2 separate regions of the Homo sapiens genome follow, and region 2 is linked to region 1. A link is an interaction called in ENCODE POLR2A ChIA-PET data of the cell type or tissue named here. Cell type or tissue: OCI-LY7. All regions are shown on one strand. Region 1 overlaps SPRING1 (SREBF pathway regulator in golgi 1). Region 2 overlaps FBXW8 (F-box and WD repeat domain containing 8).

Evidence for each region. Peaks named below come from ENCODE experiments on the same cell type or tissue, not always from the same donor. Only the 100,000 strongest peaks of a DNase experiment are listed, where the experiment ranks them.
Region 2: POLR2A ChIA-PET joins it to region 1 with 5 read pairs; 4 of 35 experiments call an interaction of 5 or more read pairs at or near these places.

What each region holds. Positions count from the first base shown.
Region 1 is chr12:116,719,245-116,723,244 of GRCh38, reverse strand. SPRING1 (SREBF pathway regulator in golgi 1) reads left to right here. Exons shown (of 5, transcript NM_024738.4): 2 at 22-178; 3 at 2,798-2,949; 4 at 3,369-3,482. Among named protein-coding and RNA genes, the nearest start is that of SPRING1, 17 kb to the left of the region's middle. In OCI-LY7, no CTCF peak of the experiment used is centred here; a DNase peak (open chromatin) is centred at 1,878; H3K27ac peaks cover 1,236 bases.
Region 2 is chr12:116,964,988-116,968,987 of GRCh38, reverse strand. All of the region lies in intron 5 of FBXW8 (F-box and WD repeat domain containing 8), which reads right to left. Among named protein-coding and RNA genes, the nearest start is that of FBXW8, 56 kb to the right of the region's middle. In OCI-LY7, no CTCF peak of the experiment used is centred here; no DNase peak of the experiment used is centred here.

The DNA.
Region 1 (4,000 bases):
TCACTTATGGTTTCTTTGCAGGAGGAGAGGGCAGTGAGAGATAGGAATCTCCTCCAGGTTCATGACCATAATCAGCCCATCCCGTGGAAAGTGCAGTTTAACTTGGGCAATAGCAGTCGTCCGAGCAATCAGTGCCGCAACTCCATTCAAGGGAAGCACCTCATCACGGATGAACTCGGTGAGGCTGGCTTCCCTTCCTCTCCAGGCGGTCAGGAGCGTAGGCTGGTTGGGCCATTCATAGGGTTTTTGTTTGAATAGGGATTCCTCTGCAACACATTTTCTCTCCTCGCTCATCTCCAACATTCCCCAGGTTTTTGTCTTCTATACCCTACTCATCATTCAAGGTTCCCTTCAACATCAGAGAAGCTTGTTTTGATAACTCTAACTCTTAAAAGTTCTTTCTGCCTACAACTTACAACATGAGCACTGTGTCACGCATCAGTCCCCAGGCCCCTTCTGACAATCTCTCCCCAGCCTCACTATTTCCCCATCTTGCCAATCTTTTTTTCTCATCTCGAGGGTGAACTCTATAGGATAAGAGCTCAGTTTTCCTTCTTGGTAACCTGAGTAAAATTCACATTGTGTTGACACTCAAGAAATGTACTTGTTGACTGACCAGAATGCATTCCCAACTCAGCAGTGATGCCAGTGACAAGCTATATTTTTCAGATCACATTGAAAAAGCAAATCATATTGAAAATAATGTGGGTTTTGTTTTTTAATAAGCAGAGTGAAGTTTAGCAAAAGGAAGTTACTTCCATAAGATGACATAGTCAGTGGGCAGACATTGACTTGGAGTTCAGGGCTTCTTACAGGATGTGTGACATTCAGTGAGAAAACATGAAATCTTACACTCTCACTTTAATGTTTTAGTGCTGGGTTGTGAGCACAGTTTGTCATCTTTTATCATAGCTAGTGAAAGAATATTCTTTTGATTAATTTGGGTAAGACAGAGACTCTTGGACTCTTTGAGTAAAAAATTCCAGGAGTGAAGGAATCAATCAATTAATAAAAATCCAAGAGCTATAGGTTTTATTTTTCTCCATGAGTATGGGTGAAGTAAGTAGTTTAGTAAAGAAAGCATGTAAGAACTTACGCTTCTTAGCAAGCAGATGCCACTGTGAATATTGCCGGGGTAACACATTATTAAATAAGATCATTTGCATTTACAAACTTTTCAAAGGCTGGAAGTTAATTTTCAAGGCAATAGCAACACAGTATGAGGTTGTGATCTTACAGGACTCCTTGTTGGAGATAACGTTTGAGTTAGTAGATGTCTGATACAAGATGAGAGTTCTTGATGAGCTTGCTTTCACCAAGCTAGAAAGAGCTGCATTTCAAGGCTGAATACTGTAAGTTGGCAGTGGGGAAAAAAAAGGATGCCTGAGATGCTGACACTTACAAGATGAAAAGTAAAAGGCAGAAAGAGAATTTCAACTGGCAGAGTTTAGGTCACATTATATACAGTTGCTATGTGTTTATTATTTTGAGCAGAATTTTGAGGAAAATGCTAACTAACTTAATTACATTTTGTGTTTGTTTCTAGTCCCTGAAAAGAAAATGAGTAGAAATAGGAAGAATCCCAAGAAACATTTACTATAGCATTAGAATCATCCTCTCTTAATTTAGAAGACAGAATAACATAAACAACAACTACCACAAAAGGCACCGATTCCCAAGTATCTGGAACCCAGTTCTCTATAGACCTCATTTGCCCAAGTCTTAAGTGAGGGCCCTTTTAGTTTCTTTGTTACTGTTGTTCTACTGGTGCCTCCTGCTTTTGAACAGACTTTGTTTTCTAAAGTAGTTTCTGAAAACAACCTTATACTTCAGCAAGTCTCCTTCTCTGAGGATGAAGAAGCTGGGGTGTTTGGAATGCAGTGATGTGGGGAGCAGCTGCTCTGCACCTGTGGGCCTGAACGTGCACCTGGGAGCTCATGTGTGCACCTGGGACTTTCCTCGGGGCCAGTGGTGGCCCTTGTGGACCTATCCTTACATTTTTCTGTCCCATTCCCAGAAGGATGTAGAGAAATGTCTGCTTAGCAGCTCTGAACAATACATTAGCTTTTGTAAGAAGATTTTTTCTCTAAAGTTGGCCATGAATGGGCTGGGTTGGAAGGGGCATGTGTATATAGATGATGAGATTTATAAGAAGTTGAGGGGGGGATTAAGAGGTTTTTTTCTTTCTTGAGTATTAGAGAACTGCATTCCCAAAGGCCAAAGGGTGATTGAGTCCGTGGCACGTACACGTATAAATCAGTTTATAAGGGTTAGATGTGAATATTTCTATTTTTGTAATCTCCAAATTAGTCAGTATGCAGCGAGCATCTGAAAGATATTTGTAAAGAGTGGTTTGTTTGTTAAATCTAGAAGGACCTCACTTTTGTGAATCAGTGCCTCGGTTTTTTTCTGTTTTAAACTTTTTGTTCAAAAAAGAATGACATTTTTCTTCAAGCACAGATGAGACGTTGGCTTGCATAGGTTAGAATAGGAGAACGTAGCCGTAGCTTGACCTGATGATGAAATCAGACATGTGCCAGCCGACTAAACAGTAGGTGTAGGTAGGTTCCGACGTGTAGCCTGGCGATAACAGGGGAGTGCCTGCTTCCTGGAAACGACTGCCTGGGGAAAGTAAGCCCCACTCACATTATGTCCAGTTTCCAGCTCTCCGGTGCTTAGGATGATGCCCCAGACTCCAGCTTCTGTCTGTGTACTTTCACTGCTGCTTCATGGTCATCCCTGGTAGGGAGGTGGCAAGGCTGCTGGTTTTATGCTAAGGTTGGTCTCTGACTTTCAGGCTACGTTTGCGAGAGGAAGGATTTGCTGGTAAATGGCTGCTGTAATGTCAACGTCCCTAGCACGAAGCAGTACTGCTGTGATGGCTGCTGGCCCAACGGCTGCTGCAGCGCCTATGAGTACTGTGTCTCCTGCTGCCTGCAGCCCAACAAGGTATGGGGAGTTGATCCTGGTTCTGCGGCTCCTTTTTTCTTTCGGCCTCTGTTTTATGATGAGCATTAGGCTCTTCATGTGAGATTCCTCTGAAAATAAAACTTAGAAAGGAGCTTTGTAGGTGTCAGAAATTGCTGCACAATAGCTTTTATCTAAGGAAAGGAGGTGGTTCCCAGTTGCTTGAATGGTTCTTTTGCAGAATGGATCATTGTATTGCTAATCACATATCTAATGAATAAGATACCCAGGGTGTTTTGGCATGCACGTGTGTGCACGCGTGTGTCCTTTCCCCTCCCTCCTTTTCTCCTCCTCTTCCCCCCTTCCCTGTATCAGCATTCTCTTAGTTTAGGAGAGATAGCCAAGGTCACCTTGTGCTGGCTTAGGTAATTTATTACAGGCACTAACTTTTGTTTCCATAGCAACTTCTCCTGGAGCGCTTCCTCAACCGGGCAGCCGTGGCATTCCAGAACCTCTTCATGGCAGTCGAAGATCACTTTGAGTTGTGCCTGGCCAAATGCAGGACCTCATCTCAGGTCAGAAGCTGTGATGTCTCTAGCTGTGGGATGGCAGCTGACGGGTTAGAAGGAAACTAGAAAATACACACTGTCGATCCTTTTGGTGGGGTGGTAAGGGAGAAGAGACTCGAAGCCGTGTCACGCTTTGTTTGGTGTGATGATAGTATTTAAAATGTCAACGTGAGATTTATACAAGTTAGGGGAGGTGAAGCATTTATATTAAATCAAGGTCTAATCAACTGGCATCTCTTCTATGTGGTTGGTACATTTGTTCCTTAAGTGGAAGCTTAAAATTATTTTTAAGTCTGGTAGAGTCCTAATAGTCAGCTTCTAAGAGAAGGCCCTCCTCCCTGTCTTTGAAATTTGACTAAGGCTTTCCAGTAACCACTTGTTTAGAGTAAGTAGCAATTTGTTCTGGGATGGAGTCGCTGTTTATTTTAGGATTCAAGGGGATGAGGCAGGTGAATGTTTAAAAATACACGAATAAATCTGTAGGCTGTCAGGCTCTCAATACATATTAGCGTGCTGTCATTAAA
Region 2 (4,000 bases), 250 kb before region 1:
AGGTAGAAATGGGCTCTCCGAGAAGAGATGCTGGAAAAAAGATGTACTTGGAACCATACTGCATGCTAATCCAAGACGAACTTGTCAAGATAAAAATATAAAAAATAAGCCATAACAGTAACAGAAGAAAAAGAAAGAACTACAAGTAGCAGGTACACATTTTTTTTTTAATTTAACCTTTCTCACATTAAGAGAAATGTAAATTAAAACTACACTTGGTGACCATTTCTTCTCAAACTGATGAATACCCAAAAGCTGGAAACATACTTTGTTGGCAAAACTGTGAGGAAGCGGGCACACTCTCATGGCTTGCTGGTAAGAGCATAAAATAGTAAAACCCCACTTGCATTTACCCTGTAACCCAGAAAACAATCCTCCTTGCACTTGTGTGAAATGTCATCTTTACAAGGTTTTTCACTACAACACTGTAACGGCAAACACAACACAACTGTCCTTCAATAAACCAAAGTGCTTATACACAATGGAATTACCATTCAGGTGTGCAAACGGGGTACTCTCTCTACACAGACATGCACTCCCTTTTAAGATATGCTATTTAGAGAAAAAAGCCAAGGTGTGGAATCATGTAAAGTAAATAGTATGCTATCTTTTGTTTTTTAAAAAGGGGGCAATAAGAATATACACACTCATATTTTCTTGTACTTGTAATACTAAAATACAAGGATATACAAGAAAGTAAAAAATATGGTTACTTCAGAATGGAGCAGACAAAAGTGGGTGGCAGCAAGATTTCTCAATATATAACTTTATATTATTTTGATCTTTGAACCCTAAAAATGTAGTAATCAAAAACATTAAATTACAAAATAACCCCACTCACTTTTAGATTAAAAAATTAACATTGTTCACACATACCAAGTACCTTCTAGAAAACAAGTCCATTAAAGAATAAATGACAAGCCAGGCGCGGTGGCTCAAGCCTGTAATCCCAGCACTTTGTGGGGGCCAAGACAGGCAGATCACTTGAGGTCAGGAGTTCGAGACCAGCCTGACCAACATGGTGAAAGCCCAGCTCTACTAAAAATATAAAAAATTAGCTGGGCGTGGTGGCAGGCGCCTGTAATCCCAGCTACTCAGGAGGCTGAGGCAGGAGAATCGCCTGACCCCAGGAGACGGAGGTTGTAGTGAGTCGAGATCGCACCACTGCACTCCAGTCTGGATGACAAAGCCAGACTCTATCTCAAAACAAACAAAAAAGAATAAGTGACTTACGGAAAAAATATCGGAAACACATATGGCAAGGATTATTTCCCAAGCTTTCTTTTCAACCAGAAAAGATGACAACCCAAAAGAAAAATGAAGAAAGACAGGAACAAACAATTTGCAGAGAAAGAAATAGAAACAGCTAACAACACACAAAGAAAAGATGTCCACATGTAATTAAAGAAAGGCAAACAAAGACAATAAAATGCCATTTTTACCTGTCAGTCACTCTCACATACTTTTGGTGACACTATAAACTGGTGAAACCTTTTTGGAGGGCAATTTGGCAATAGTTATCAAAGCCTAAAGCAGCCAAAGCCTGCAGCCATAGCCTCCAACCTAGCAATCACTAGCACCTCACCCCAGGGCCACCCTTGGACAAGTCCATCCTGGCATTTGTTCAAGTATATTGCTTGCAGCACTGTTTTCAATAACAAAAATGAACAACTCAAATGTGTATCAATGAGGACCCTAATAAATAAATGATGGTACAGCCACATAATGCAGTACTACACAGGCATTAAAAAGAATAAGGTTTACCCTGTAAGTGTGAACACGGAAGATCACCAAGATGTGCCATTAGGTTATTAAAAAAAAAAAAAAAGGTGCAGAGAAGTATACAGAGCAGGACCCCCCACGAGTAAAATGCGAGAGGGCCTGGAAGTGGGACAGGGAGGAATACCTCGACTTCTTTTTGCATACTTTTTCTTTGTCATTTTATATACATTTTTGCTCTGTTTGAATTCTAACTATGACTTTAAAAAAAAAAAGAATTTAAAATACATTTTGGCAATCACTTGCGAAGCATTTTACCAAAGAAAGCAGATTCTTAGCCTGGCCAACATGGTGAAACCCCGTCTCTAGTAAAAATACAAAAATTAGTTGGTTGTTGTGGTGGGCACTCATAATCCCAGCTACTCGGGAGGCTGAGGCAGGAAGGAGAATCACTTGAACCCGGGAGGCAGAGGTTGCAGTGAGCCGAGATGGTGCCACTGCACTCCAGCCTGGGTGGCACAGCAAAACCCTGTCTCAAAAAAAAAAAGTAGATTCTTTATCATGCCTACATTGTTTCCCAACATTTCTGTGCAACAACAGGGGATGAGGGCAATGAAGACAATTCTCACAATATAAAACCAGCAGCAGCACCCCTGCACATCACCTCAAGCTGTATTTTCAAGCTCACGAGATGTGAGACATGGGCTGCAAATCAATTGGGCGCACATTTCTACAAGAGTCTTTATGTTCAGGATTCCACAAACAGCACGACCACCGCAGCACGGCCCTGGAGACACAATCACAGTTCTGGATTCACTGCTGACTTCAACCTACCTGGCTTCTTTGCACCTCTGTTTCCCCATCTGTAGAAGAATATGTGTGTGCATGTTCGTGTGTGTGAATGGTAGGGAAAGGCTATTAGATGATCCTAAAACTATATGATTCTAACTTAAAAGTACTGCAATCTTTGCATAGGTATTTTGGAAACAAAACTCATTGATAATTTGGAAAGTAGCAAACATGTTCAAGCTGCTCTTATGGTATCTATCCAGGGTCTCAATAAACATATGAAATATTAATTATACCACAGAAACAGCTCAGCTGAATTTCTATAGGCTGAAAAGGAAATCCATCAGTAGTGTCTACTAACATCAAACCAACATCACGTTGCTAAAGTAATTATATAAAATATAAAAATATTTTCAAGGCCAGGTGCAGTGGCTTATGCCTATAATGCTAGCACTTTGGGAGGCTGAAGCAGGTGGATAGTTTGAGCTCAGGAGTTCAAGACCAGTCTGGACAACACGGCAAAACTCCATCTCTTAAAAAAAAAAAAAAAAAAATTAGCTGGGCATGGTGGCATGCGCCTGTAGTCCCAGCTACTCAGGAGACTGAGGTGGGAGGATCACTGGATCCCGGGAGGTTGAGGATGCAGTGAACTGAGATAGTGCCACTGCACTCTAGCCAGGGCAAAAAAGTGAGACCCTGTCTCAAATATATATAGGTATGTATGTAAGATCTCAGCCCTAATTTTTATTTTTAAACAGCACATGGGTATAAAATTCCCCATTAGCTACTTTAGTTTTGTTCCTCTGAGCCAACTGCTAATGTCACACTGACTCTGAAGATTTGCAGTGGTGCCATGACATGAACACTTAACATTCTGAAATATGCTGTGGTCCCAACTTTTGGGCAAGTGGGGACATGAAGCTTGTGGAGATTCAACACTTCACAACATAACGGAGGATAGGAGCATGACAGGTGGGCATACTGGATATCATGGCCATTGAAATGACCATTTCTAGTAGTTATACGCTGTCAAGAGTTTCTTTGCATAGATAAAGCTAACTTTAGACTATTCGTACCTAGTTCCAAAAATCCATAGTTGTTCATGTACAAAAAGAATTCTATCAATGTCAAAGAGAAAACATATTATTACCAATTATCTGGTATGGTATATTAAGTGACAGGAAAAGGTAGGCACTGACTTTTATTTTTCTATAACTACATTTATCAATAGATGACCTATGTCTATCCCCTTTTCACTATTCCCTTTGGGCTGAGCAGAGGCTAAAGGAAAAGTAGGCCAAGTATATTTAATATTTTACATCAAACAAGTTATTTGCTTAAGATGCTTTGGCCAGCCTTGTGTCTGGCACTAGCGCCCAGCCTGACAGTTCCAGTAGGAATTAAACACCAGTTTTAATGGGTGCTGTGTTCCAATGCCTACTAATGCATTGACGGTTGTTGGCCAACTTCTTCAAATAAAAGCAAGAGTGAG